Linked DNA regions of Homo sapiens: all the other regions are linked to region 1. A link is a loop called in an ENCODE intact Hi-C map of the cell type or tissue named here. Cell type or tissue: ovary. All regions are shown on one strand. Each heading gives the region's core, and the rest is flanking DNA. Links, peaks and the distances in the headings are about the cores only. Region 1 overlaps LINC01056 (long intergenic non-protein coding RNA 1056). Region 2 has its middle 6.0 kb from the start of BIRC7. Region 3 holds the start of LOC124904950.

Region 1 (10,728 bases), core at 1,131-9,130:
CTGACCGTCCATGTGGCAGGACTCAGAGGACGCGGGCAACACAGTGCCCAGGACAGAGAGGCCACAGAGGAGCAAACGGGCAGGCCGAGGACAGTCAAGACCAAGGGGTGCCAGGCAGGGTGTGGGCTTCTTGGGCCCACAATGACGGGCCCTCCATCGGGATCCTGTGGGGCAGGCCAGGGGCAGGGGCAGGTGGCCTCATAAGCCCTTGAGGAAGGTGCAGGGGGAGTTGCTCCCACTCCATGGCTGGGGGACAAGGGGAATTGCATTTCCAAGGGGGCTGAGCCAAGCATCCTCAAAGGCGGCAGTTTTGGAGCGAGTTGGCACCATAAGCACAGAAGACAGCAAACGTTAGACCCTCTCCCAACTGTGGCGGCCTGGAGGGAGCTCATGCCACCTCTTCTCGAAGGGAGCGCCCTATGACCTCCTCAGGTGAAAAGACAGAGGGCAGTGCTGGCAAGGGCACCCCAGACCGCCCCCACCACAGGTCGGGGAGATGCTGCAGGTGCCTACAGGACACTCAGCTTGCAGTCATGGGAGGTCACCGCCACCCCCCTGCGGGGCCTCCTGAGAACTGAGGCCAACAGAGCGCCCTGCATGCCCAGAAATGCAACATGCTCTCCCTTCCTTCCCCTGCAGGACCCCTCTTCAGTCACTCACTCCCTTCCTTCCCCTGCAGGACCCCTCTTCAGTCACTCATTTTGGGGCAATTGAAGGCTTTATTTGGAAAAGACATACCAAATTTCCTCAGCTGAGCAGATTTTTAAGTAGCAAATTATTATCAACCCGAACTGGGAGGCCAAGTCGTCTGTAGACCCTGTGAGGAGCTGGGAGGTCACTTCCCTTTCCTCTGGGTGGAAGGGGACGCCTGAGAGCCAGGGGCAGAGGAAGAGGCAGAAAGGAGGGAGGGGACAGGGAGAGAAACTGCAGGTGGACAGACAGGCAGGGCCTGGAGTCCTGGAGCTCAGAGGGGACAGGAGCCCACCCACAGGGACAGCCCAACTCTGTCTTGTCTTTTTGCAAAATGCTCAAGCTCAAAGCCCGGCTGAGGCTGCTTTAAATTAGATGCTGCCTCAGCGGGTCCCTCTGGAGTTGTTGGAAATCTAATTAGCCAGGCAGCCTGGCACAAATGTCCTAATTCCCTGACGCTGGGGGACGCGAGTGTCTCTTTGCTGCTGGGGTTCCCGGCCTCAGCCTGGCCTTTGCACTCTGCTTGTTTTCCAGGATGATGCCTATCAGAAACCCTAATTGTTTTTTCAGAAACGGCTAATTAATTAGGCTCAGCCTCTTGAAAGGCACTTAAAATACTAACGACTTGCTAAAAAAGGGCAGGACTTGAAAGCAAAGCCAAGGTCCAAAGTGCCCACCAGCGTGAGGGGTCTGCTGCCTCCCTGCGGGGAAGCCCTGGCAGAGCCCCTTGCTTTGCTGCTCACAGAGTCCAGGACATGAGAGCCGAGCCCATGCACCAGTGACTCACGCCCCGGCACAGATGAGCCCAGAGCCCGGAACAGAGGCCGTAGCAAGACCCCGGGAGCCCAGCCTCCCCTACCCCTCCAGCCCCGCTCTGGGCCCCAGGAGGCTGACCTCCATGGATGTCCCAGCAATCTGTCTCTGGCCTCTGGGTGGGTGTGGCCAATGGAGTCATCCGGGACACGGAGGTGGGAAGGGACTGGGCCCTCCTTATCAGGTCTGAGGGTCAGGGGCCCTACATCTGCTTGTCCCTGTTCTCAGCGCCAGGCTCACCTCATCCCCTGCCCCTTGTCAGAGCTCCTTCTTTGACCCTCCCCAGGGGTCCAGCTCACTTGTTTGTTAGTGACCTCATCACAGACAAGTTCTCAGCCCTCCCATGGGGCGGTCGGTCCTTCAGGCACTGGAAATACAGCGGTGGACACAGTGGTGGACCTCCCGGTATGTCCTCTGTTCGACTGAACAGTCGGGTTGCGGGGCCTCCAGGAGCTCTGTGAGCCCGTGCTCAGGTGCACACAACAGAAGTACTCCGCTGACGCCCACCCCTTTCACTCAGCTCTCGGTTCAGTCATCGCCAAGCAACTGAGAGCCTTTGTGAAGAGGCTTCCTGCCCTCTTCATCTTCCACAGACACGCTCTTCTTCCTTAAGCCCAGGCATACACAGACACAGTGAATGCACACACAAAGACACACACCAGTGTGCACACTGCTCTGGAATCCACAGGTTCTATAAATATCTAGAAATGATATCTGAAAGTGCATTGTTATATGCGCTGGTCTGTGATGGTTACGGTGATGGTGATTCCTCCTTCCGGAGGATGGCGCGGCTGCAGCCAGAGGGAGATTAGGTGGCGGAGGCTTCGATGACCATTTACATTTTACGAGTACTTATTTTGAGTGTGTATTTGGAAAAATTAAATTTGTATATCAAGCCCATGATTTCACAGATATTTTTGCTTAGGTCAAAGGCTAAAACAGGTATTTAAATCAATTCGTTTATTTAACTTAAAGAAAAATATGACGGGTTAAGGTTGGGCTTCCCCAGAAGTAGATCCCGAAGCAGGAATGGGAGGTGTCCCAGCGTGGCGGCGAGTTACTTCAAACTGGGTGGCTTTAAGTAACGAGGATTCATTCCATCTCCGTTCTGGAGCTGGACATCTGAAAGCAAGCTCTGGGCAGGGCTGGCTCCTGTGGAGGCTCTGGGAGGGGGTGTGGTTTCTTCCTGGTCCCTTCCAGCTTCTGGTGGCTCCAGGCCTTCCTTGGTGTCCCCGGCTTGCAGCCGCATCACTCCAATCTCTGCCTCTGTTTTCCGTGGCGTTTTTCTCCAAATCTACCTGTCTCAGCTTCTCCATCTCTTATGAGGGCACCCTTCATGGGATTTGAGGCCCACTCTAATCCATGATCCTTACCCTAATTACATCTGCAAAGACCTTATTCCAAATAAGGCCACATTCTGTGGTTATGGGTGGACATATTTGGGGGCCCTGTTCATCCTACTTAAGGAGGGAAAGTTGTTTATTTTGGAGGTGACTCTGAGAGCACAGCAGCAGGTGAGTGGGAGGTGAGATGCCCAGTGACCAGGGCGGCCATCAGGCAGGCCACGGCCAGGCTTCTGGGCTCAGCCTCACCAGGTCCTCAGCTGCCCAGGGCTTTCTCACCCAGGACCTGCCTGGAGACTGCTCCGGGGCCATCAAGTCCCCGGCATGTCAGCCCACCCTGGCCAGAAACAGCCTGGTCAAGGGGCACAGGGCTGTGGAGTTGGGGTGCCCAGGAAGGGGAGAACCAGCGGGGTCCATGGGCCAGGAGAGTCCAGCCTTGAAGATGGGGGTGTGAACCACACAGTCACGGTCTCAAAGGCACAGAGCTTTGAAAGCAAGGTAGTAGCTCCTCAAGCCCTCTGGGCACGCCCCACCAGGGTTTGTGTGTGGAGTTAATAGGGGGCAGTTCCAGGAGCACACCAGAGGGGCCGGGGCAGCCGGAGGGGCCAGGGCAGTGGAGGGCTGGGCAGCTGGGGCCCAACCCCAGTGGGGACTGAGAGGCCTCGTGACTGCTGCCTCAGATCCACCTCTGAAGGGCGGGAAGCCTGGGCTCTCCCTGTCCCCCACAAACCAGGGCTGGGGTGTAGCTGGGGGGTGTGGAGTGAGGCTGGTGAGAGGTGCCCGACGGGAGAAGGGCCCCGGTCCAGCAGCTTTCCCTGATCAACCAAGGGGGATCTATTTTGTTTGTAAAAAGCTGATTATCATAGATAAATGTGTCTAATTAGTCTCATTTGCTGACACACAAGCCTTTAATTGCAAGTTGAATAATTAGACATATCTGCATATGTAAATGATACAGTTATACCCTATGTCAGTCTTTAACGTGATTCCTCCAGAGACAAATAATTCTATTTCAGGAGAGAATATGATATATTAATTTACATAGACAAACAACTTTATTTAGAACCAGCAACTCTCGTGTTTGTTTACATAAAGTAATAACTCGAGAAATGGGAAAGATCGATGTTGCAGCAACATCTGGAGGCTCCTAACCTGCAGGGGAGTCCCTGGCAGCCTCCCACGGGAGCTGGGTCTTCCTCCGCCCTCCTGGGGCCCCAGTCCTCCCACGTGGACAGCAGCTCTGGGCCTGGGGGTGGGCTGGGGCCCAGGCCATGGGGTCTCCCTCCCCTCTTCCCCCTCCACCCTCCCTCATGCCATGCTTCCTCCTCTGCCCCTTGTCCTCGCTGGGTGGCAGGATGGGTGAGATGCCCGGTGGCCCTGCAGGCCTGCAGCTGGCCCAGTGCATGTGGGTGTCCCCTCTCCATGGCTGTGCCCTGCATGCTGGCAGAGCTGCCAGGGGCAGCTTGGAGCAGGAGCAGCTGGAGCTTGGGTCCTGATTCAGGCAGTGCTACAGCCGGCTCCCTGCCAGGCCCTGGGTCAGCTGCCCACCTCCCCAGTGGGTGTCATGCTCAGCAGCCTCAGGACAGGGCTGGGGGGCTGGCTGGTGCCGCCTGCCTCTGTCAGGCCCCCGGCCTCCACTCTGGCTGAGTACATCGTCTCCTCTCTGAGCTGGGCAGGGCAGCCACTGGCGACCCCTGGCATCCTCCGGGTCTGACTGGCGGGGACAGGGCTGCGAAAGCATTTGGAGGCCTGACCTGGAAGGAGGAATGAGGGGCCAGCTGAGGGCGTCCCAGGCAGAGCCAGGCTTGCGATGCCCAGGGTGCCCGGGGCACAGAGTGGCCCGGCCGCTCCCACACCCCTTCCCCCTTCCCTGGGCCCGTGGTCACATGGGTTTCGCTGGGAGGCAGAGCGTGAGGAATTTGGCTCTGGTGGAATGAGGACGGCTGCACTCCCTGCTTTGCAGAGGGCCCGCACAGCAGCCCGTCACTGTGGCAACCGGCTCCGTGATGCTGGCAGGAGCTGACATCGTCCCAATTCGCCCCTGTGGTCCCTTTTGGTCCCCCTCCCCTCGACCGCCAGGAGCCGCTGTGGATCGAGTTGGCCAGCAGAGGGCAGCAGAGGGCTGGCGGGGCTGGCGGGGCTGGCGGGGCTGGCGGGGCTGGCAGTGGACGCCACACTTTGGGGTCTCCAGGCCCCCAAGTCTTCTGGGGAAAGCAGCAGACAGGCGACAGCCACAGGGATGGGGAGGCGCCATCACTACTGCAACCACTGGGGGTAGCCCTTGGCCCGTCTGGGGGCATTTCATCTTTGGCAGAGCTGAGGGGTCCAGCACGTGGGCCTCTAAGGAGGGGTCTCCCGCCCACCGCCCCCAGTGCTACTGTGACCGCGGCGGCTCGGCCCCGCCTGCACTCCCAGGTTCTCACTCATGCAGTCACTCACTCATTCGCTCGCTCATTCACTCGCTCATTCACTCATTCATTCACTCGCTCATTCACTCATTCACTCATTCACACACACTCATTTGTTCACTCATTCCTTCACTCAATCATTTACACACTCATTTGTTCACTCATTCATTCACATACTTATTTGTTCACTTATTCATTCCTTCATTCACTCATTCATTCACACATACTCATTTGTTCACTCATTTCCTTATTCACTCATTCACACATGCACTCATTTGTTCACTCCTTTTTTCATTCATTCATTCACACACACTCATTTGTTCACTCATTCATTCACTTATTCACATACACTCACGCATTTGTTCAGTCACTCATTCCTTCATTCACTCACTCATTCACACACACTCATTTGTTCACTCACCCATTCACACACACTCATTTGTACACTCACACACAATCATTTGTTTACTCACTCATTCACATTCACTCATTCATGCACACACTTACTGATTCATGCACACACTTATTTGTTCACTCACTCTTGTTCACTCATTCATTTCTTTCACTCATTCACTCACACACATTCACTCATTCATGGACACACTGATTCATACACACAGTTGTTCACTCACTCATTGCTTCATTCACTCGTTCACTCACATTCATTCACACATTCATTTGATCAGTCATTCATTCATGCAATCATTTGTTCACTCATTCCTTCACTCATTCATTCACACACTCATTTGTTCACTCCTTTCTTCACTCATTCATTCACACACTCATTTGTTCACTCATTCCTTCACTCAATCATTCACACACTCATTTGTTCACTCACTCATTCCTTCATTCACTCATTCACACACTCATTTGTTCACTCGCTAATTCAATCATTCATTCACACACACTCATTTGTTTACTCACTCATTTGTTCACCCACTCATTCCTTTAGTCACTCATTCATTCACACACTCACTTGTTTGCTCACTCATTCCTTCACACACATGCACTCACTTGTTCACTCACTCATCCACACACATTCATTAATTTATTTACACACACTCACTCACTCATTTGTTTACTCAGTCACTCCTTTGTACACAGGGAAAGAGTAAGGTACCTTTCCCTCCTGTTCAGCTGCTGCCAGAAGCAGTGTCCAGTTCTCCTGGTCTAAGCAGGACTCAAGGTCCTGCAGCAGCTCAGCAGCCCCTGGAGCTGCAGCGTCTCCTTTGTTCTCTCTGAAGGGGGCATGCCTTGGCCCCAACATTCTTGTCCTTCATTTTTTGAAGTTTCTTCCCCCTCTCTCCTGGCTAATCTCATATCTTAACTACCAATATAAGACAAAATATTTCTGTGACTTTCTTTCCAATTCAATAAATCCATCTGGTGAGAAGAGAAAAAAATGCAAGAAGAGAAGAGGCAATGCCGCACCCCAAACCCTGTCAGTCACTCACACTGAGGACATTTTCACGAGGCGTTAATGGGTGATGTTTGAATTCTGGTTGCCAGCACAGATCAGGGCAAAGCTCTTGTAAAACTCTATTAAAGTCTGTGGATCCAGCTGAGACACAGGGCTGGGAAACAAAGTTAACTGTTCTCCCTCCTGAGCGGCTTGTGGTTCAGGAAACACCCCCAAGCCCCTGCCTTGGGGGATCTGTGGGTGAGAGGGAAGCATATTTGGATACAGCTTCAAGAGAGAGGTCCGACTGCTCTGTGTGTACACGTGTGTGTGGATTGCCCTGTGTGCACCAGCTCTGTGAGTGCCTGCATGGGAGTGTGTACACACCTGTGCTCTGTGTGCATCCTCAAACACACCACACCAACAGGGGTCTGGCATTGCCTCCCTACGGTGCTCATGGTGAAGTCCTCGGACTCCAAGCCCCTCTTCTGCGCCAGCAGTGACCAGGCTGTGGTCAGCATGGCCTGTTGGTGGCCTTTGACTTCCTCTGTTGGCAGATGGCTTGAGGCCCCCCAGTTCAGGGCCACAGGTGACTTCCCCCTTTCCCAGGTGGTGGGGCCCTGTAGGCTTGACCAGCCCCAGGCTCCAGAGCGCACAGAGGTGGCTGTCCACAGAGCGCGGGAGGCATGGGAGGGTGTGCTGCTGCCTGCTGGTCATCCAGCTCCTCGCCCATTAAGGAGCCCGCTTTCCCCTTTGGGAGGCCACAGGGGCTGGCGAAGGCCCTTCAGCTGTGGCTCAGGTGGGCTGGGCACCACTGCAGGAGAAGCCTCCTCCAGATGGGAGGAGGTAGGAGGTGCCTCCTCCAGATGGGAGGAGGTAGGAGGTGCCTCCTCCAGGATCAACCCCAGCTCCTTAGCACCAGCGAACAGACACAGTAGACACACGCAGGAACAAGCACATGTCCCAGGCTGCACCGTCTGTGTCTTTCCCTTTTTGGGGTCCTTGCATTTCACCCTTACCTGGTTCTGGATTCAGCTTTTAAGGGCACACTGATTGGCAGCCAGGCCACTGTGAGCGCTGGCTCCAAATGTCCTTTTGTTTTGTTTTGTTTTGTTTTGTTTTTTGAGATGGAATCTCTGTCTGTCATCCAGCCTGGAGTGCAGTGGTATGATCTTCGCTCACCTCAACCTCCGTCTCCCGGTTTGAGTAATTCTCGTGCCTTAGCCTCCCCAGTAGCTGGGATTACAGGTGTGCACCACCATGCCCAGCTAGTTTTTTTGTATTTCTAGTAGAGACGGGTTTTCACCATGTTGGCCAGGCTGCTCTGGAACTCTTGGCCTCAAGTGATCTGCCCACCTCAATCTCCCACAGTGCTGGGATTATAGGTGTGAGCCACTGCGCCCGGCTTCCAAATGTCCTTGACAACGGCCACAGCATAGCCTGCAGCCAAGGGGCGAGGGCTGATCGCGAGGGCCTGTGGTCATTCCTCCACCTTCGGTGCCCTGCCTGGGCACCCCCGTGCAGCTACCACGTGGGGAAGGCACTTGGCCTCTTCCCTCATCTGCAGACTCAGCCAACTTCTGGGGCTCCCTCGGCAGTTGGGGCTAACTCAGTGGGTCAGGTGGACCCCGGCTGTGCGTGCAGCCCCCGAGAGGGTCAGCAGGGGCGCGGAGGCCCCCTTGGCTCTGCTTTGTTCTGCCTGCGGCTCCGGTTGGTTTGTGATATCTTTGATTCCATCTCTTGCCCCCATGTGACCCCATCGTCTGCCTGGCCGGGGGCTCCCTTGTTGGAGTGTGGGGCGAGCCCCCACCCGTGTGGGAAGAGGAGAAGGCCAGGCTCTAAGCCCCACTCAGCTCCTCGTCCTCGGAGGGGTCCTGGCCCTAAGAGGGCTTGTTGGGGTCACGCAAGCTCACAATGGCTGTGGTCCTCAGCAGGTGGGACAATCGGGCTGTTTTCCGATGGTGTTTGGCAGAAAGTGGGAGTCAAAGCTTAGAAAAGCCCTGACAGAAATGGTTCCCTGAGGCTGGCGGGAGAGTGGCACTCGGGATATTAAAACAGCGAAGTCGGTCCTGGCCAATTATCAGCCAGCTGGCCTTGCTCCGGCGCCCAGAGCTCACAGGGTGAGTCACCATCTGCGGCTGAGCATCCCTGTTCAGTGAGGGAGACAGATCCTGTCCTGGTCCCTCCTCCCAGCTGTTTGTGGCCTCCCTCCTCAGGCTGCCTGGGAAGCTGTTTCAGAACCTTCCAGTCCCCTCCTGGCTGGCCCTGGGGCTCTGTGGAAGTCCTGCTTCCCCCAGCAGTGCCTGGCCCTTTGTCCCCGACCCAGGAAAAGGTGAAGTGGGGGTACTTCCTGTGCATGACACGCCCCCTTCCCTTCTCCCAGCCTCCTGCCTCGGGGCTCTGGCAAGAAAGAGGGCCTGAGCTGCAGGAGAAGGGCTTCCTTGAGCAGGAAGAAGCCCTGGCCCAGGGCAGGGTGCCCGGAAGGCGGAAGGATCCCAGCCCAAGCCACAGCCCCACCAGATGGGTGGGGGCCTTCATCACAAGAAAGATCAGAGAGTTGCCCTCTGAAGCCTTCGCAGTGGCCCTGACACAGGCTGCCAGGGATCCGTCACTCAAGGGAAGGCCCTGGGGGTGGGGGGCTCTGGCAGGGGTGACCACAGTGGTTAGGGGCCTGGGTGAGAAAAGGGACCCCTGATGTCCCATCAGGGCCGGGAGGGGAACTGGAGGACCTCCTGGCACTCCCTGGCCCCTCCTCTGGTGCCTAGCACCTTCCAGTGCTTTTCCCAAGAGGAAGGGAGAGCCTGGTTTCATTACTAAGCCCTCCATGTCCTGTCCGTGTCCGTGTCCTGTTTGTGTCTGCGTCCTGTCTGTGTCCATGTCCTGTCTGTGTCCGTGTCCTGTCCGTGTCCTGTCTGTGTCCTGTCCGTGTCCTGTCCATGTCCACGTCCTGTCTGTGTCCTCTCCGTGTCCGTGTCCTGTCCGTGTCTGTGTCCATGTCCTATTCATGTCCGTGTCCTGTCCGTGTCCTGCCTGTGTCCGTGTCTGTGTCCTGTCCGTGTCCTGTCTGTGTCCGTGTCCTGTCCATATCTGTGTCCGTGTCCTGTCCATATCTGTGTCCGTGTCCGAGTCCGTGTCTGTGTCTGTGTCCATGTCCATGTCCTGTGTCCGCGTCTGTGTCTGTGTCCATGTCCATGTCCTGTCTGTGTCCATGTCTATGTCCTGTCCGTGTCCTGTCAGTGTCCTGTCTATGTCTTGTCCATAACCTGTCTGTGTCCGTGTCCTGTCCATGTCTGTGTCCTGTCTGTGTCCTGTCTGTGTCCGTGTCCTGTCCATGTCCATGTCCTGTCCGTGTCTATGTCTTGTCTGTGTCCATGTCCTGTCCATGTCTGTGTCCGAGTCCTGTCCATGTCCATGTCCATGTCCTGTCCGTGTCTGTGTCCATGTCCGTGTCCTGTCCGTGTCTGTGTCTGTGTCTTGTCCATGTCCGTGTCCTGTCCATGTCCTGTCTGTGTCCGTGTCCTGTCCATGTCCGTGTCCTGTCCGTGTCCGTGTCCATGTCCATGTCCTGTCCATGTCCGTGTCCTGTCCGTGTCTGTGTCCATGTCCGTGTCCTGTCCATGTCCGTGTCCTGTTTGTGTCCTGTCTGTGTCCGTGTCCTGTTTGTGTCCTGTCTGTGTTCGTGTCCTGTCCATGTCCATGTCCTGTCCGTGTCTGTGTCCATGTCCTTGTCCTGTCCATGTCTGTGTCCTGTCCATGTCTGTGTCCTGTCTGTGTTCGTGTCCTGTCCATGTCCGTGTCCTGTGTTCGTGTCCTGTCCATGTCCGTGTCCTGTCTGTGTTCGTGTCCTGTCCATGTCCGTGTCCTGTCTGTGTCCATGTCCTGTCTATGTCCGTGTCCTGTCCGTGTTCTTCTTCACCCTGATGTGGGGGAGCTCTTTCGGCCTTTCCTTTACTGCAGCCCGAAAAGGAAAAAAGAGGGAAAAGCAGGCACATTTCTTGACCAGAAAAAATAAACAAAAACAAAAGCCCCTTGTGCTCCATGGGGGAGAGCGTGAAGCCCCCGAGCGCCACTGCCC
Region 2 (9,364 bases), core at 1,365-9,364, 170 kb after region 1:
CACATGTCCTTTTAGTCTGTGGTCTGTGCCTTTCTCCAAAGATGCTTTTGAGGGCTCCACCATTTAAAGGGGGGGAAAGCAGGCTGGAGGGGCAAGAGGGAGGCCTTGGTAATCACATGCTGCAAGAGAAGAGGAGCAGGCAGGGGAATCGTCAGCTGTGTGTTCCTCTCATGCTCGGAAACCTGCACTTGTATGAAATAAGGTGAACGTCTCCTGTAGAGATGCTTCACCTGTTATCTGTAACTACCTGCTTAGGAACAAAAAGAAAGGCAGCTTCTCACATGACTTAGCTTTTAGTTTAATTTTTTTCTTGTGGCAGAGTGAATTGGGGTCCTGAGTTTGTTTTTGTTTTTGTTTTTGTTTTTGTTTTGAAACAGAGTTTCGCTCTTGTTGCCCAGGCTGGAGTGCAATGGCGTGATCTCAGCTCACCACAACCTCCGCCTCCAGGGTTCAAGCGATTCTCCTGCCTCAGCCTCCCAAGTGGCTGGGATTACAGGCATGCGCCACCACGCCTGGCTAATTTTGTATTTTTAGTAGAGATGGGGTTTCTTCATGTTGGCCAGGCTGGTCTCAAACTCCCAACCTCAGGTGATCCGCCCGCCTTGGCCTCCCAAAATGCTGGGATTACAGGCGTGAGCCACTGCACTGGCCTTGTTTTGCGATGGAGTCTTGCTCTTGTTGCCCAGGCTGGAGTGCCGTGGTGCAGTCTCAGCTCACTACAACCTCCGCCTCCTGGGTTCAAGCGATTCTCCCACCTCAGATTCCCGAGTAGCTGGGATTACAGGCGCGCGCCACCCCACCCAGCTAATTTTTTTAGTAGAGACGGGGTTTTGCCATGTTGGCCAGGCTGGTCTCCAACTCCTGGCTTCAAGTGATCCCCACCTGCTTCAGCCTTCCAAAGTGCTGGGATTACAGGTGTGAGTCACCGCGCCCAGCCCCTCCAGACCATCTGAAAACAGGAAACTAGCCAGCCTGCCTGTCTCACTTCGAGCTTCTTAATGCCGTTGCCAGCCTCAGAAGCTGGAAGCCCCTCCTGTGGGCCTCTGATGCACTTGTCCGGAGCCCTGCGGTCCCCTGGAGTCCTTGCTCTGTGGCCACAGGGAGGGTTGCTCCAGTGCTGGCAGGCTCTGGCCCCCCAAGCTGAGGAGGAGGGGACCGGCTCAGCCACTTTTGGTGAGGGCACTTAGGGTTGTTCAGCAGGAGTGGGGCTGGGTGCGGGAGGGTTGCCTGTCACAGGGGTTACCGGCCCACCTTGCCCAGCATACACCTGCTGAGCTTCCTGGGAACCCAGGCCTGAGGCCTGGACAGGAATTGGAGCTTCTCCTCCTCCCTCCCACCTCTTTCCTCCTCTTCCCTCCCACCCCTTTCCTCCTCCTCCCTCCCACCCCTTTCCTCCTCCTCCCTCCCACCCCTTTCCTCCTTCTCCTCAGCTTATGTGGGCTCCAGGTCCAGCCTCATTCCAGCCGGCACGGCCCGGAGGTGAGCAGGACCTGGCCTCATGTGACTGCAACCACAAGCCCAGACTTTCGTTGCAGCCACTGACCCAGAATCCCAGGACTGCCAGGACTGGACGGCCCAGACGCAGTGGTTGTGGGGCCCACAGGTGGAGGCAGGCTGGACCCCGCCCCAAGGTTTTCCCGCCACAAACAGATCTCTAAGCAGGACATGGGCAAGGGTGGGGAAGGGAACCCGAGATCCTGCAGTACCACACCAGGCCCCCAAGGCCCCTCTGTCCCAGGCCCTCGTCAGGCAGATCTGGGTGTGGGGCATGGCCATGCCACAGCAGGCCAGGATGGTGAAGCAGCCCGGCGAATTTCACCCCAAAATACGTGTGACAAAAAGAGCCAAACTCTGTACAATATTTAAAGGGTTTATTCTGAGCCTAATACCGGTGGCCATGGCCTGAGGTACAGTCTTATTATGTCTTGAGCACATGTGTCCCGGTGGTTGGGTGACAGCTTGGTTTTATACCTTTTAGGGAGACATCGGCATCAGTTAGTACATGTGAGGTGTACATTGCTCAGGTTCAGGAAGGCAGAACGACTCAAAGCAGGGGGTGGGGCCTTACGGGTCCTGGGTGGGGGCTTATGGGCCCTAGGTGGGGCTTTACGTGTCCTGAGTGGGGGCTTACGTGTCCTGGGTGGAGCCTTACAGGTCCTAGGTGGGGGCTTACGGGTCCTAGTTGGGGGCTTACAGGTCCTAGGTGGGGGCTTACGGGTCCTGGGTGGATTGTGGATTCAAAGATCTTCTGATTGGCAGTTGGTTGAAAGAGTTAAGTTATTATCTAAAGACCAATAGGAAGGAGCATCTGGGTTAAGATAAGGGGTTGTGGAGACTGAGGTTCTTACTATGAAGATGAAGTCCCATAGGTGTCTGTCCTTAAAGACAGTAGATGGCAAATGTTTCCTATGCAGACCTTTAGAAGGTGCTGGACCCTCAGGTAACCTCTTCAGGATTGGGAGGGCCTGGAAGGGGAAAGAGCTAGTTATGTTAATAGAGATTCCTTACAGACACAAATTTTCCCCCACACAAGATGGCTTTGCAGGGCCTTTTCTTTCTTTCTTTTCTTTCTTTTTTTTTTTTTTTTTTTTCTTTGAGATGGAGTTTTGCTCTTGTTGCCCAGGCTGGAGTGCAATGACGTGATCTGGGCTCACTGCCACCTGTGCCTCCTGGGTTCAAGCGATTCTCCTGCCTCAGCCTCCGAAGTGGCTGGGATTACAGCCATGCACCACCACACCTGGCTAATTTTGTATCTTTGGTAAGGACAGGGTTTCTCCACGTTGGTCAGGCTGGTCTCGAACTCCTGACCTCAGGTGGTCTGCCTCCCTTGGCCTCTCAAAGTGCTGGGATTATAGGTGTGAGCCACCGTGCCCGGTCTTGATTTTTTTTTTTTTTTTTTTTGACGGAGTCTCACTCTGTCGCCCAGGCTGGAGTGCAGTGGTGCGATCTCCGCCCACTGAAACCTCAGCCTCCCAGGTTCTAGCAATTCTCCTGCCTCAGCCTCCCGAGTAGCTGGGACTACAGGCACACGCTGCCACGCCCGGCTACGTTTCTGTATTTTAGTAGAGACAGGGTTTCACCGTGTTGCCCAGGCTGGTCTTGAACTCCCGAGCTCAGGCAATCCACCCGCCTCAGCCTCCCAGAGTACTAGGATTACAGGCGTGAGCCACCACGCCCGGCCAATAGGGCCTTTCCAAACTATGGCAAAGAAATGTATTTGGGGATAAAATATTTTTCTTTCCTTGTTTGTCATGTGATATTATGCCAGAGTCAGGCTGGCATTCGGGATCTTACAGTCTGTTTAGTCAGTTTGGTGTTTTTTTTTTTTTTTTTTTTTTGGAGATAGGATCTCCCTCTGTCATCCTGGCTGGAGTTCAGTGGCCCAGCTCAGTGCAGCTTGGACCTTTCTGGCTCAAGCGATCCTCCTGCCTCTACCTCCTGAGTAGCTGGGAGGACAGGTGCACACCACCACACCTGGCTAATTTGTTCTTTTGTTTGTTTTGAGAGATGAGGTCTCATTATGTTCCCCAGGCTGGTCTTGAACTCCTGAGCTCAGGAGAGCCTCTGGCCTCAGCCTCCGAAAGTGCTGGGATAACAGGCGTGAGCCACTGCGCCTGGCCTGTTTTGTCAGGCTTAAGAGCTCGATTTTAATGTTAACGCTGGTCAGTCGTTCCTGAACTCCAAAAGGAGGAGGGTCTCACGAGGCCTGTCTGGCCCCCACCTTCCTGTCATGGGCTGAACTTGTTTTTCAGATTTCCTTGAGTACCGTTGGCCAAGAGGGGGCTCCATTCAGTCAACTAGGGGCTTGGAATTTTTTTTTGGCTCACATATGGTGCCCGGGCGTACTCACTGCTCTAAGTCAGAGGCCACTGAAGGGCGGCAGATGCTGGAAGAGGCTCTGCTGTGATTTTCCCTTTTCTGCCTTAGGGCCGGCCCCACCATGGGGAAGCGCAGTCACCTTCCACCGCTTCCCTGAAACCCCTTTTCTGCCTTAGGCCGGGCCCCACCATGGAGAAGCGCAGTCACCTTCCACCCCTTCCCTGAAACCTCAGAAAAGAGGGCAGCAGCAATGCAGCCTTACCTGGACGGACCTGTGCCCCAGATAATGTCTCCTCTGGAGGTCATTCGAATTCCAAAGGGAATCACTTACAAGTTAGTTCCTGTCTCTGGAGTCCCTCCCTTCTCCCCGAAGATCACTCATGCCCCATCAAAAGAACCGTCCACACTCCCCGTCTCCCCTCCCTGATGAAGAAGGGTACAGGAGCACTGGCCTCCCGGCAGGTTCTCAGGCCATCGCCCTCCTGCGGCCCCACCCCACGCGTGGGGATCATGTCTCCCCCGGCAGCGGCTGCCGCTGCCTCCCTGGACAGGCTTCCTGGCCCTCCATCTCCGCTCTCAGCCAACTCATTGTGCCCCTCTCTGAGCCTCGGTTTCCTCACCTCTGAAATAAGCTCTGTGCCCATCTCGAAGGGTAACTGAGGAGATCAGTGAGGGAATGTGGGTGATGGCCTTAGCATAGGGCTTGGCACACTGTCCTGGTTGGGACCCTCCCAGTGAATCCCAAAGCAAGCTGACATCTAGCTGTCAGAGAGGAGACCATTCCTTATATTGTCTTATACTTAATTTCTTGTTTGCTGAAAAAGTAGAAGTTAGAATTGGCAGAAGTGAAAAATCACAGACAACTGGGGACCACATTTCAGACCTGGTGTTAAAATTCAACCTCTGACCTCAGGGCTTGTGCTATCTATGGATTCAGACATTGTGTAAAAAAGCATCATGAAACTCCCTGTTCTGTTCTGTTTCGTTCTGATCATTGGTGCATGCAGCCCCCAGTCACATACCCCTTGCTTGCTCAATAGATCACGACCCCCGCCCCCACAGCCCCTTTAGAGTTGTGAGCCCTTAAAAGGGACAGGAATCACTTATTCGGAGAGCTCGGTTTCTAGGACGTGAGTCTGCCGACGATCCCAGCTGAATAAAGCTCTTTCCTTCCACAATCCAGTGTCTGAGGAATTTTGTCTATGACTCCTCCTGCTACAGCTGGAGGGAAACTCTCTTCCTTCCTAGCCCCAGTTGTCTCTTTGTAACTATGATAGTTTGCTGCCGATGGACACGGCAAGTCTGTATGCTGAGATGCTGGGTTGCAGCAAAGAAGGGGTTAATCATAGGGTCACTAAAGAAGTTGCTGGGAGGGAACCTCAAATCCATCTCCCAGAGGAATCTGGGGCTGGGGTTTGTTGTTGTTGTTGTTTGGTGTCTGTTTGGTGTTTGTTTGTTTGTTTTTTGAGACAGTCCCACGCTGGAATTCAAGGGCACAATCATAGTGAAATGGCAAAGATTTCCTTGTCCCCTTGCAGGGCCTGCGATGGGGACTGGCTCGCTTCTTTGGGGCCCCGCTGCTCAAACCCCTAGGGGAGCATATAGATGGGCAGGGAGCCCCACGGCAGCTTCTAGGGGTGAATGTTTACAGCTGAACCTCCAGTGGGCATGTGCTACAGGGCACTCTCTTAGTTTAGCCGTCCGTAGGTGGCTTGTGTTAACCAGCTCAGTTAGGCCTCTGCCTTACCGCAAGGACAGAGGGCTTTCTGTATCCCAGGGTTCTTGCTGTGCCGGAAGAATCAGATCACACATGGGCTTGGAGAATGAGTGCAAAGTTTGATTGAGTGGAAGTAGCTCTCGGCAGATGGGGGAGCCAGAAGGGAGATGGCTTTCCCCTGGAATCAGGCCGCTCAGCAGCCGGGGCTCTCCTCCAACCATCCCAACCAAACTCTGCATCGTTCCACTAGCTGATCGCCTGCCGGAGTCTCAGTGTGCTCTTCTGCCGGCGTGCTCCCCCTGATGGCCTCTCGACGTCCAGCCGCTTGTGTGTTCTGCCAATGGGCTCCTCTCCGTGTCCAGGGCTTAGGTGCCTGCCCGCTAGGTCTCAGGGTTTCTATAGGCACCAGATGGGGGCGTGGCAGGGCAGGGTGGTCTTGGGAAATGCAACATTTGGACATGAAGGCAGGGTGTGTCTATCCTCACCTAGGTCCGTGGGCACAGGCCTGTGCGTGGAGCCCTAGCCAGGGACCATGCCCTCCTCTAGCCAGCACTTCCCTGCCCACCACTCCTGCAGCCTTCAACTCCTGGGCTCGCATAATCCTGCTGCCTCAGCCTCCTGAGTAGCTGGGACCACAGTTGTGCACCACCATGCCCAGCTATGTTTTTAAAATTTTTTTGTGGAGATGGAGCCTCGCTATGTTGTCCAGGCTGGTCTTGCACTCCTGGGTTCAAGCAGTCCTCCTGCCTTGAGGCTGGGGTTTTCCAGAGTTTTGGAGTGGGCCAAATGTGCAGATGGTTGATTAGTAGAAGGTTGCAGGGTGAAGCCACAGGACAGAGTGAAGAAGCTGTTCTCATGTGGATCCCATCCCTCCATGAGGGTCTTCAAACTGGTTGCTGGAATTTGGGGTCTGAAAAACATCTTAAGGAATCAACAAAAGCCTCATGACTGTAATATCAGGGATCGCATCTGTGGGAACACAGTGGTCACGACCGAGGGCAACGTGGTGATGTTTAGCAGCGAGAAAGCGGGCCACCGTGCAGTCTGATTAATGCTTAATTATAATAATATTTCTGTCCAGAACCCGACATGCAATTCTTGTCAGCCCTGTGGAGACAGTTTTGTTACAGGAAAGGGGTCCGGATCCAGACCCCAAGAGAGGGTTCTTGGATCTCCTGCAAGAAAGAATTCAGGGTGAGTCTGTAAAGTGAAAGCAAGTTTCTTAGGAAAGTAAAGGAATCAAGAATGGCTACTCCATAGTCAGAGTAGCCCTGAGGGCTGCTGGTTGCCCACTTTTTTGGTTATCTCTTGATGATACGCTAAACAAGGGGTGGATTATTCATGCCTCCCCTTTTTAGACCATCTAGGGTAACTTCCTGATGTTGCTATGGCATTTGTAAACTGTCCTGGCGCTGGTGGAGAGTGAGGACGTCCAGAGGTCACTCTCGTGACCATCCTGGTTTTGGTGGGTTTTTGTCGGCTTCTTTGCCACGACCTGTTTTATCAGCAAGGTCTTTGTGACCTGTATTTTGTGCTGACCTCCTGTCTCATCCTGCGACTTAAAATGCCTTCACCGTCTGGGAATGCAGCCCGGTGGGTCTCAGCCTCATTTTACCATTTTACCCAGCTCCCGTTCAACACGGAGCTGCTCTGGTTCACATGCCTCTGACGGTTTCACCTTCTGCTCAGAGCATTTGGACCTCCACAGGCTCTGACTCAGCCCTCTTATCCCAGGCTGATCCCATCCCCGTCTAAAAATCCCACTAACTTCCTTCTGAGAAAGTTGAGAGTCTTGTTTATACTAAAGTGTTAATGACTCACAAAGCATTCCCAGAGGAAAAGTTAACAGGAGGAGACTGTGAGGCTCTGGCGGTGAAAGGTCAGGCATGAGCCCTGGGGGAGATGTTTTCTTCTCTGGAGGCCCCTCCTGAGACCCCCCATCTCTGCACAGGAAGACGAACCCTGTGCCCAGCGGGTCCACCTATCTGCCCACGTGGCCCCAACCCCAGGCTTCATGGAGTAGAGCAGGGCTCATTCGTGTGGCACCCACACGCAGTTTCAGGGCGTGGACTTTCCCGGATGGCTGGGTGGCTTTGGGGGAGGTGTGAGCTGTTGGTGGAGAATGCTGAGCCCGGCCCTGACGACGGTCCTCTTTTCCTGCCTTAATAGGCTAGTCCCCATCACTGTGGGGGGCAATTTGGGGATATTCTCCTCCAACTCCTGCTGGTTCTGAATCTTGCAGGGAGCTGCAAATCCCAGTCACTGTGGGGTCTTGGGGCTTCTAGGAGTCCCTGCTGGGCCCAGGGCTTTTTTCTCACTGACCTGGAGGCCTCTCCCCACGGCTCCCCATCTGACATCTTCTCAGCTGGGAGACTTAATTGTAAAGACTCACAGGGATCCAGGGGGCATCACAGGGGGCCCTCCTAGGTACTGACAGATGTTTATTCATTTTGAAAAATGGGCAAATAGCAAATAAAGATGTTTAGGGTATGTTTGGAAGAAAACAGCAAAATAGTAACAGCAGTGCTTACCGCTCAGCGGGGAGAAGGCATATGGGTTTTCCCAGCTTTTATTTGGAAATCATTGTAGATGCAGAATTGCAAAGAAGCCTAGAGGTGTCCATGCACCCTGCCCCACCCCACGGTATCATCCTGCAAAGCTGCAGGGCAACTGCCAAATCCAGACACACACGCCCCGGTGCCCACAGGGATGGCTCAGACATCGAACTTCGCTTTCTTTATACTCCCAGTATTCCCGACACTTCTGGAATAGGCACATGACCATTATTTTTAGCTCCTTATTTCTTTTTATTTAATTAAATAAGCAACATATGGATAGTCCTTGTTTTGAGAATTTTGGGCCGGCCGCACACGGCAAAGCAGCTGAGCGCCCCTCAGCAGCTCCCTGCACAGTTACGCACTGGGATGGCACTGCGATGCGTGTGGAGAAACACCTGCTGGGTTTGGAGGTGCACAGGACCTCGGGGCGATCCCACCGGAGGAGCGGGGCTCGGCTTATGGCCCAGCTAACCCCAACTCCCCAGTGGGCCCCAGGGCCTTTCCTTCCACTTCCAGGAGTGACACCAACCTTGTCTCCTCTCCGAGCCCCAAGCAGTGGGAAGAGAGGGTCCCATAACAGGCCATGGCAGCGGCCTCTGCTGCCTGCCCACCTCAGAGGGTCCCCAGCTTGAGAGTTCAGAGCAAACCTGGGTGCTGCATGTGTCTCTCCCCTGGAAGAAGCAGGCTGGAGACAGTGGCCCCTCTTCCCACCTCCCCGGTGCACTGCGGGCAGACTGGGAACCAGGCAGCAAATCCACCCAGCTTGAGGCCCACGTCCTCCTGAAAGGGCCCCAGGCCCACACCCGGGGTTTTGCTGAAGTGACCAAAGGTAACCGCTGTGCTGAGGGGGCGGTGGAGGACAGGGAGGGGGCGAAGGCGAGGTGGGCGCTGGAGGACGTGGGGGTGAAGGCGAGGTGGTCGCTGGAGGACAGGGAGGGGGCGAAGGTGTGGTGGACGCTGGAGGACAGAGAGGGGGCAAAGGCGAGGTGGGCGCTGGAGGACAGAGAGGGGGTGAAGGCGAGGTGGGCACTGGAGGACAGAGAGGGGGCGAAGGCGAGGTGGGCACTGGAGGACAGAGAGGGGGCGAAGGCGAGGTACCCTGAGATCATCCCAGAAAACACACTGGGAAGTTCTACCTTGTGTCTAGCCTAACTCCTTTGCTGGCCCTCAGGCCCTTTCCCGACAGCCCTCCCCTCCTATGCCCCTGAGCTTCCTGCTGCCTCTCCCTCTGCGCCCTGCAGCCCTGGCTTCTGGGCTCTATCCTCAGCAG
Region 3 (10,068 bases), core at 521-8,520, 190 kb after region 1:
GGCCCTCCTGAACCCATGCAGGCCCTTCCCGGGTGGCAGCGTCAGCTTGTTTTTACCCGGCTCCCAGGTCCCGCTGATAGCGCCCATCAATCTTACTACCTCCCTTGACGCTTAGGTTGGGGCCTGGTCCTTCGGGCACCGTGCCCTGGCGGCCACCATAGCTCTGCCTGCCTGCATTAACTGACGCCTGCTGGCTCCTCTCAGCCTTGATTTTCCTCAGTGGTCAAGGAAAGCCGGCTTTGGAGGCGTTTGGGGAAACAGGGTGGGCCAGGTTGGGCTTACACAAGCGAGACACTGGCCTGGCTTCAACCCGGGGCCAAGGCATGGTGGGAACACCTGCACGGGAAGGGGGTGTGTGAACCTGTTCTTAGAGAAGTGGGTGGGATACCCCATACTGGCCGAGGGACAGGTGCTGTGACCGCCTCGGGGCTCCCCAGAGCCTCTGTAGTTACCCCCGGGATGTGTCTGAAGATCTGGCAGGGGACAAAGTGGTCGGGCAGGGAACTCTGGGATCTGAGGCCCCTGGCTAGGTGGGCCCCGTCGGTTGCCATTGACTCACCCACCCCTCCTCTCCCTCTAGGTGCCATGGCCGGCCAGGTGGGCTGCAGAGTGGGCTCCCTGCCCCTCTCTGCCTGTTCTGGACTGTGTTCTGGGCCTGCTGAGGATGGCAGAGCTGGTGTCCATCCAGCACTGACCAGCCCTGATTCCCCGACCACCGCCCAGGGTGGAGAAGGAGGCCCTTGCTTGGCGTGGGGGATGGCTTAACTGTACCTGTTTGGATGCTTCTGAATAGAAATAAAGTGGGTTTTCCCTGGAGGTACCCAGCAGCCTGTTCCAGACCACGAGCTGCCTCCCCACCCACCCAACCCGACACAGGTCACCACCTCTCCAGGCTGGCAGGGCAGCACCTGCCCAGGTCCAGCTGGCTCCAGGCTGCTCCCCAAACTTCCCCCACTCCCGCAGACACCCCCCTTCCAGGCCCCTCACCTCCTTCCCCTCGCGCTTATCCTCCAGTATTTTAAGGACTGTTGGAACGGGCAGGCCGCAGGCCCCACCTGAGATTGTACCCCTGACTGTCCCCCAAGCTCGGCATCTTCCACAGAGTGGGTGAGGGCCATGTTCCTGTTTATTTACCAACTTGATGATACCTGGGGGAGCCTTTGGGACTGTTTGCCCAAGAGCCCCCTTTACAAGAGTACTGCCTGCTCGTCACCACCATGTGCCCTGCCCTATGCCTTGGGGCCTGGCTCTGCTGTTCCTGGTCAAGCCCAGCCCCCACCCTAGGGCTCCATCAGCCTCAGCTCCTGGGTGGGGTGGGGGTTCTTCTGGCACGAGTTTGGGGTTAGGAACCCTCCATGTTCAACAGGGGCCCTCACCGCTTGAGGGGTCTCGGGCCTCACATTGACTTCCTGGGGAGGCTGCATCCCAGCAGCAGTGCTTGCAGCCCGAGGGTCCAGCAGCCCCAGGTGGGCACCTGAGGGAGGGGCTCCTCGACGAGACGACAGCCTGGGGGCAGAGCTGTGACCCCCATGTTGCCAGAGGAGGTGGGCATGTGGGGTTTTGCCTTTTCTTTTGTATGTTTTCTTTTCTTTTTTTTTTTTAAGAGAAAGGAAATTACAAACTCTCTTGACGCTGCAGCCAGCCGTGGCACTGCCCTGCCGCCCTGGCTGGTGTCCAGTACTTAGAACCCAGGGCAGGTGCTGCCGGCCGCCTGGGGGGTGCTGGGTGGGGGCGCGTCCCAAGGCCTGGGAGCTCCTGTCATTGTCACTGGTCGGTCGCTGAGGCTGGAGGCCACAGGAGCAGGATCAGCTGTTTCCTCACTTACGCAGGCCTGTGGGGACAAGGTCAGAGAGCACCTGGGGGAACAGGGCTGGGGCAGCCACTGGGGGCTGCCACCCCCTCCCCTTGGAGAACCTGAAATGGAACAAAGTCCAAGCAGTGGACGGCTTCAGGCCTTTGGCAGAAAGGAGATGGGTGGGACTGAGGCTCTGGAAAGCCCCCACTGCCTCTCTCTGTGCCGGCAGGTCAGCGTCTTGTGCCTGTTTGCTGACATCTCAGTGGGGTCTGGCCTGTGGGGCTGGGAGTGGAGAGGGGGCTCACCCAGGGGTGTGCCTGGGTCCCTGGCTCAGGGTCTGCGTGTGACCCCACCCCTTCCCAGGTCTTTATTCCCCTGTTCTCTGACATGGGAGCTGGGCTCCTGCTACCTTGAACGGCCCCTGCCGGGACAGCCCTCATTTTTAGGAGAGAAGAGCCAGGGGCTACCCAGGGGCGTGCCATCAGGTGTGTCTGGGGGCCTGGGCAGCCCAGGGGCGGTGCAGCCACCTATTCTGAGCCCCAAACTAGGATTGTGTACGGGGCGGGCTGTGTGGCAAAAGCTGTTTCAGAGGAGGCCAGGTGGGAGCCCTGGCACCCCATGCCAAAGTCTGGGGTTTGCAGAGCTGTGGACACTGCCTTTCAAGAAACAAGTCTGGTTCTGCCAGATAGGAAGCCAGGGCCCCAGCTCCTGCCACAGAGAGACCCCTACAGCACCCCCATGCCGCCTGCTGGGAAGTGGCTCTTCAGGACACCCTTGCGGCCCCCGACTCAGAGCCGACTCCTGGACCCAACCCCCTCCCACAGTCTCCATCTCTGCTGGGCTCTGAGCTTCTGGGCTGGGACTGGGTCCTAGGTCTCTGCAGCCCCAGTACCACCCCAGAGCCTGGCATGAAGCAGATGTTAGAAAAGTGAGAGTGGATGGATGGACGGATGGATGGCAGAACGGACAGGCAGGTGCCTGGTGAGGCCCCCAAGGAAGGCAGCCTCTCGCTGTGAGGGCCAGATTGGCCAGGCTGGCCGCAGAGCAGGTTCTGCCAGCCATACTTACAAGTACACCTGCTTGGACAAGAGACTGGATGGCTTTTCATTGACATGGTAGAGAGGAAATGGATCAAATCCACCAATGAAATCAACTGAAAGAAATCAAGACCCAAATAAAACAAAACCTACACAATGGAAAAGATGTCAGAGTGGAAAACAAGCCCAACCAGACAAAGAAGCCCAAGGGGTCCCTGGGGGCACAGACAGTGCCCAAAGCCCTGACATGACAGCAGAGGGAACATGGCCTGGGGGGACGGGGGGGGTGGGACACCCGGGTCCTCGGCCTGTGCGGGGACGGCATCGGGGGACAGTGGGGGTGGGACAGCCCGGATCTTCAGCCTGTGCGGGGACATGGCCTGGGGGGACGGCAGGGGTAGGACAGCCCGGGTCCTCGGCCTATGTGGGGATGGCCTCGGGGGACAGTGGGGTCAGGACAGCCCGGGTCCTCCAGCCTGTGCAGGGGCTGCACCGTGTTCCGCCCACTCTCCCGCCGCCCTCCGTCATGTTCAGACCGATGGCTTCCTTGACACTGTGTCTGCACAGCCAGCAGGCAGCAGGGGCTTGCGGGGCAAAGTCGAGGCATTTTGAACCCCAGGTTCAAATGGGGTTCCCATCTTAAAATGTTTGAATGGAACCAGTCGTTTGCCTCCTCCCAGGAAGCTGGCTGAGCTCTGAGTGATGGTTTAGGATCAGCAGCAGAGTGGCTGAGGGATGCTGGGCGCTGGGGACCGAGGCTCTGAGGGCATTCCTCGCCTCTGGAATCAGGCCTGGTCTGAGGGTAGGGTGCCCTTTGACACGTGGACTGCTGACCCCATGGCCCCTGGAGTCCTGGGGACAGATGGTTCTGAACTGGATTCTGACCCCAGGGAGAGTTCTGTCCATAGGAACCAGGACCCCTGGGCACACCCAGACCCTGCTTGGCGTCTGCCCTTCCCCACCCGGCTCTATCCTTCTCCACAGGGTCTTCCTGTGAGACCACACCAGGACGAGGGGACCCAGCGAGGGCGCCTGAGTGTGGACCACTCGTGTTGCAAATCACAGGAAAGCTGACGGGCTGGCGAGCAAAGGGAAGATGAAACCCTGCCCAGATGGGTCCAGGCTGCCACCGAGGGCCTGATGTGAGCGTCCTGGCCATGGGCCCGGTTCCGATCTGCCTGGAGGCTGCAGCGGCCTGGACCTGGGCAGTCTGAGCTCAGACCTTCCTCCCGTGGCCACTGCGGGGATCATGAGGGCAGGCCCAGCCCAAAGCACAGGAGTCCTTGGACCGGGGGGCAGCTGACCCCTGGAGCCCCCAGGCTAGGACCTCTGCTAATCTCTTCCCTGGTGTGTGGCGAGTCCTCGCTCAGGCCTACGGCCGTGAGCAAGGCCCTGCTGGGCGTGAGGTCCCTTCCAAGTGGGGAGGTCTCTCGCCTTGCCCCAGACGGGACAGACTCAGAGCTGCCACCTCTGTAGCCGTCTCCCGCCCCACTGCCTGCAGAGGCCCCATACTCACAGCTGTCCTCTTCCTCCGTAAACACGCTGACCACCTGGCAGCCACAGACAAAGCCCAGAAGCTGAAAGACACCACAGGCAGGGGCGTGAGTGCGGCCAGGCGAGCCTGTGGGGTGTCATTGAGGCGATGTGGGCCGAAGCACTGGAGCGCCCCTGACCACCAAGGCCCTGCCTCTCCTGGACCTCAGGTTCCTCCTCTGTGACTTGGAGTGGGAGAGCTGACCCGTGGGTATCCTCAGCTCTCAAGCTCCGGACGCACCCCTGCCTTCCACCCCACCCCACTCAACTGGGTAGGGGGCAGGTGGGTGAGGATAATGGATATTGGGTGGGGAAGATGAGCAGGTCAGCCTGAGTGGCTGCAGGGAGCGGGGTGAGGACACAGAAGCCCAGGCTGGATGAACCCCAGGCCAGCACAGTCCCAGCCCTGCGTCCCCTCGGGCCTCTTGCCTTTGGCCCCAGCCCACTCCAGCCAGCAGCCACCAGGGGTTCCTCCTCCTCTGTGGAGCAAGCCATCTGGGATTCTGGTTTTGAGCCCGGCAAAGTGCAGGAGAGACAGGCTGAGGACTCGGGGTCCAGCGGGCAACTCCGGGCAGAGTTGGGGGCTGGCTGCTGCCTTTGGGGCAGGGGTCAGGCAGGGAGAGGGGAGGGACTGGGAGTCCAGGGCAGAGGGCAGGCCGCTGCAAAGCCCCACACACCTCGCAGACACCTGCATCCAGGGCCACTGAGGGAAAAAGGGCTCTGGCAAAGGGGGGGCAGTGCTGCCGCAGCCAGAAACACCAACAGCATGAGCGAGAGGGCCTGGCCAGGGGCACTCCAGGCCACAGACACCGAGGGAGGCGGCAGTGGGTCTGTGACTGGAGGGACCCCGGAACGAGGCAGGAAACCTTCCTGGTTGCACCTCAGGCCAACCACTCAGCAGCCGGGTGACCCCAAAAATTCACTTCATCTTCTGGTCTTGGTTTCTTCCTCCATAGACTTGGCCCAACAGCCCCCCGTGAAGGCCACCGTGCCCAGGAGAGGAGACAGGACACGCAGGCCAGGCCCCAGGGCTGGACATGCTTGGGCTCCGTCCCCCCGACCCCCGACCCCATCTGGTACAGGCAAGTTGGTGGTTGCTTTCCTGGAAATCCAGCTCCTTTCTAGGGGTCAGTCAGGGGCCAGGAGACCTCTCTTACCACCAAGCAGGCAGACCTATCTCCTTGATATTGAGACAAGCTCAAGAAGCTGTCCCAAATGGCCATTTCTGGTTCCATGCCACGGCCAGGGTGGGAGCAGCGGTGAGGGTGGGCAACCTCCACGGCTCGTCCCCCTCCTCACCCCAAAGGAGCCCAAGACGCCCCCATCCCGGAGCTGGCCGTGGCGCCGAACAGGCAGCCGAGCTTGGGGAGCCATTGGAAGATGCCCCTTCCAGCCGGTGCCCTCCTGCCTGGGGACCTGCAGGCCACCTCTGTCCCACACCCCCATGCTCCCCGCCCTGCACACCACCGCCTCCTGCCCATCCTCCTGGCTCCAGCCCCAGGTCCACCCCAAAGCTCTCCCCTCTCCCTGCTGCATGGAGGCCTGGGATCTGCAGGCCCCGCACCCCAACCCCCAGAGCCTGGCCTTGTCAGACGACTCTCTTGCCACCACCATTTCCATCCCCAGCACAGCTGGGCAGAGGCCAACCAAGCCGCCAGCCTCTCCCAGACCCTCCAAAGCAAACAGCAGGGGCGAGATCCTAGCGAGGACTAGCTGGCTGGAATTTAGAAACTACATCCTATCAAAGAAATTCCCATCCCTGGGAGTCAGGATAAAAGCCAACAGGAGGCCCCATCTCCCCAACCATGCAGAGTGCCCACTCCTCCAGCCTCGGCTCCCATAGCACGCCAGCCCCCTCCGAGAGACTCTTCATTCATTCCCCTCAAGCTTCCTTTTTTTTTTTTTGAGACAGAGTCTCGCTCTGTCACCCAGGCTGGAGTGCAGTGGCGTGATCTCTGCTCACTGCAAGCTCTGCCTCCCGGGTTCATGCCATTCTCCTGCTTCAGCCTCCCGAGGAGCTGGGACTACAGGCGCCCGCCACCACGCCCGGCTAATTGTTTTGTATTTTTAGTAGAGACAGGGTTTCACCGTGTTAGCCAGGATGGTCTCAGTCTCCTGACCTCGTGATCCGCCTGCCTCGGCCTCCCAAAGTGCTGGGATTACAGGTGTGAGCCACCGCACCCAGCCTAGCTTCTTTTCTGTTGCCTCCTCACAAAGCCTAATCTCAGGAGCTTTGATGTGCACACTTGGGAAATTGGCTCTTTCTCCTCCAGTGGCAGGCACCTGGGTTCCACACATTTTGGGGGCAATTGGGGCCCCCTCTGTGCCTTGCTGACTGGCTTTGGTGGGAGAAACAGGCCCCGACTGGAGCTGGCAGGGTGCGTCTGTGGCCCCTTGCTATGGGGCAGCACCTTCCTGGCCTGATTTCCTGCAGGACCAGAGCAGAGCCCAGGAAGGAGCCCCGGGAGCTCACGAGGCCACCCGCACCGTCACGTGTGCTCAGGCCACGGGCTCCTTAGATTTGGAATTCAGCTCCCACCGCCAGCCGCCGGCCATGGAGCCTCGCTCCTGGAAGCCCCAGGTCCACCTGGTGTGTTGCGTCGACACCACCGTGCGCACCAGGAAAAGCCAGGGAGCCTCGAGATCGGTCAGAAGTTCCTCCAGCGACGGCACCAGCCGTGCTGCAGTCACATTGGCCCTGCCCCCGGAGCTCTTGAGGTGAAACGCTGACCGAGCACCCTCCACACACCCGCCTCAGCTTTTGCCTCTTTCTGAGCACTTCGAGGAAGGCACTGACACCATCTGCATTTTACAGAGGCGGGAGCTGAGGCACACGGAGGTTGTTAGGCTCACAGAGGCGGCACAGCGGGGAAGTGGCCGTGTGGCCATACCAGGAGCAGCATCGTAGCCCCTGTTCTCTACCAACCCGTGCAGGGCCGGAGAGGACGGCAGAGTCCCGTTCCCGCACAAGCAACAGCTGCTCCTCAGCGCCACCCGGGGCCACAGAATCCCTGTCCGGTCAGACCTGGGTCACGTGGCGCCAGCCTTGCCAGATGCATACGCCAGGGTTCCCGACAAGGCTGAGGGGCTTCTTGCCAGCCCAGCCTCAGGCTCTGTCCACTTCCTGTGACCGGCATGGGCTCGGGGCAGCCGAGGGAACAGGCGGGACACGCATGGATGGGTTTGTCAGGAAGATGCATGCCCCTCCTCCTTGGGGCCGTCAAAGCCAGAGGCGGGGTGTCTCGGCCTGATCCGATTCCTTCCCACTCCCCACAGCAAACACCACGCTCAACTTGAGAAAGCGCCTGGGTTGGCCCCGCCTGGGGGAGGTGGTTTGCAGAGGAGGCACTGAGGTGCCAGCCACATGGGACCCACCCGTGATACCTTAACCTCTCCAGCAAGGGTGGGGGATGAGGAAGGCAGAGACACGCCTGAGGCCAGGTCAGCTGGCCCCGCCTCAGGGAGATGAGCCCCCAGCTCCATGTCCCCTCCCCCATCAACCCATCCCCACCCGGGGGCCCCCTTCCCCACGCTCACCGCGATCAGGATCTGCAGGCAACTGTGTAGGGCCTCCACATAGCTGGGCTCCAGGGCACAGCCAGCACCTGACACCAGGGCCTGGCCATGGGGGGCCCCGAGGCCCACTGCTGGCACCTCCTCATGCAGACAGCCTGGCCAGCGCTCACGCCACCAGGAGCGATGCCGGGAGAGGCTGAAGGTCAGTAGCTCGCTGTCCTAGGGGAGAGGTGCAGGAGCAGGGCCGGTTAGCACCAGGAGGTGGGCGGCCTCACCCACTGCAGCCTGCGGGGACGCCACCACACCGAGGCAAGGGGAGGTCCTGTCCTCTCACCTCCCCTGTCCTCCCACTGCACCCCGCCCCCAGGGCTCCAGCCATGGTGGGGAAAGGAATACCAAGGCCCTCCCAGCCGCTCCTGCGCCTGCCCTCGACCCACACACCTCCTCCTCCAGGAAGGCCTCCCTGCCCAGACCCCAGAACTCGCTCTCAGGGGCACCGGGCCCCTTCCTCGTGTCGCTGGCCAAAGCTGCCATGTGACGTGTGTCTGCCTCGGGACAGTCTTCCCGGCTGCAGCCCCAGGTGTGGTTCCAGGAAGCGGGGGCCCGTCTGCCTGGCTGGGCACCTGCCCCAGTGCCCACCTGTGCTACACTGGCCAGAGCAGAGAGCCCCTGGGGGAGACCAAAATCCATCCACCCTGGCTTTAGGACCACCCTCTGAGCTGTAAGCAAAGTGCCTGAAACAGCCTCGGTCAGGGTGGGCTCAGCAATGGCCCCCACCCTGTTTCCCCTGAACAGCCTCGGTCAGGGTCGGCTCAGCGATGGCCTTTTCCCACCCCCTCCCCCCACGTTTCCCCTGGTTCCCTGCATTGCAGGAGGCACGAGGCTTTACCAGCCTGGAGGGTTGGTCGGGCTGGGACAAAGGACCCCACGTGGCCCCAGGAGGGTGGTGTCCATTCACCTGCAGATCTCTGCCAGGGTTTGCCCCTGCTCTGAGGCCCCTCTTCCCCAGCTGGAGCCCCCTCGCCTGCCAATACCCACAGACGCCTTTCTTTCACCAATCAAATCACTGGTCTTTCCCCAAACCTTTACTGAGTTACCAACTACAGACCAGGGCTGTTCTGGGTGCTGGGGACAGAGCCATGCACAGACTGAGCCCCTGCCTCAGACGACAGATGAAAAGCAAACACAGGGGGTGTTACCAGGGGCCCGGCCCAGACCCCAGGGAAGGACCTCGCGCTGCCTCCCAGTCTGCACTCACCTTTAAGAGGCCACCGACTTCCAGGTAGAAGCAGATGATGAAGACGTTCCAGGTGACCCAGACGGCTGCCCACAGCGTGTACTAGGGAGAGGAGAGGATGGGGCGGCAGCTGAACACAGCTCCCGGGCACACCTGCTTGCATCCAGCCCCCGGGGGAAGGGGTCCCATGATCGCATAGGAGGGGCGGCCTCTGCTCCTGAGTCTGGCGGCCCCCAGATGCACAGCATGGAGAAAGGGGTCCCCCAAGCCCACCCTGGGACACGTCTCAGAGCTTTCCCACGTGGGTGCCCCGGGAATGAGGCGGTGGGACAGCCAGCTCAAGGGAGCCCCAGCGCAGGTCGGCGTACGGACACAGCATCCCTGGCTGAGCTGCCGTGACCTGTCCTCGCCTCACCGGGCTGACATTACACGTGGACAGCACAGGCCTCCACTGCAGAGCACCCCAGAAGCCACCCCCAAGAGAGCACCCCAAAGAGCTGCCAGCTGCTTTTGTAAATAAAGTTTTGCGGACACAGCCACACCCATTTGTGCACACACAGCCCAGCTGCTTTTGCGTTGGGACTGCACGGGCCACAGCACCTAAGGTATTTACCATCTGCCCTTTACAGGAAAAGTCAGCTGCAAACTACTGGTCTGGACCGATGATTTGGTTCTGCACTGAATGAAAATGCTGACTGAGCAGAGAGACATTTTTCTGAACATTTTTTCAGCTTCTCCAGAGGATGCAGCAAGGACAGTATGGCCAGGGGTCTGCTGGGGTCCAGGTCCCACCCTGGGCTTCCGACAGTGATTCTGTGCCTGATTTCCCATCTGTAAAGCAGGGATCGTGGCAGCACCCAGATCCCTGGCTACTGAGGGGATGAATTCGTGAAGGCGTTCAGTGCCTGGGGCCCCCCAATATATGCAGCTGCTCCTTCAAGCAGCCTCGG

The links. A loop is a pair of places that touch in the nucleus more often than their neighbours do. Peaks named below come from ENCODE experiments on the same cell type or tissue, not always from the same donor. Only the 100,000 strongest peaks of a DNase experiment are listed, where the experiment ranks them.
Region 2: a loop joins it to region 1, with 4 times the contacts of the local background. A loop is called at or near these places in 26 of 110 quality-filtered maps.
Region 3: a loop joins it to region 1, with 2.4 times the contacts of the local background. A loop is called at or near these places in 24 of 110 quality-filtered maps.

The regions. Positions count from the first base shown.
Region 1 is chr20:63,051,645-63,062,372 of GRCh38, forward strand. LINC01056 (long intergenic non-protein coding RNA 1056) reads left to right here. Exons shown (of 6, transcript NR_033369.1): 4 at 1-107; 5 at 1,261-1,622; 6 at 1,868-2,219. Among named protein-coding and RNA genes, the nearest start is that of LINC01056, 19 kb to the left of the region's middle. RefSeq lists a silencer at 4,798-4,998 and enhancers at 7,958-8,800, 8,801-9,642. In ovary, for the core only: a CTCF peak has its summit at 4,944 (motif pointing right); DNase peaks (open chromatin) are centred at 1,457 and 4,607.
Region 2 is chr20:63,225,197-63,234,560 of GRCh38, forward strand. No RefSeq gene overlaps it. Among named protein-coding and RNA genes, the nearest start is that of BIRC7, 6.0 kb to the right of the region's middle. RefSeq lists enhancers at 1,192-2,146, 5,704-6,473, 6,547-7,746 and a silencer at 8,510-8,705. In ovary, for the core only: no CTCF peak of the experiment used is centred there; a DNase peak (open chromatin) is centred at 5,855.
Region 3 is chr20:63,239,676-63,249,743 of GRCh38, forward strand. BIRC7 (baculoviral IAP repeat containing 7) reads left to right here. Exons shown (of 7, transcript NM_139317.3): 7 at 581-820. It overlaps NKAIN4 (sodium/potassium transporting ATPase interacting 4), which reads right to left. Exons shown (of 7, transcript NM_152864.4): 3 at 9,140-9,220; 4 at 7,903-8,100; 5 at 4,349-4,409; 6 at 2,864-2,948; 7 at 1,109-1,831. The coding sequence ends at 1,822. It overlaps LOC124904950, which reads left to right and starts at 2,986. Exons shown (of 2, transcript XM_047440633.1): 1 at 2,986-7,083; 2 at 7,181-9,659. The coding sequence starts at 5,132. The coding sequence ends at 6,208. RefSeq lists enhancers at 1-69, 8,148-8,980, 8,981-9,812. In ovary, for the core only: no CTCF peak of the experiment used is centred there; no DNase peak of the experiment used is centred there.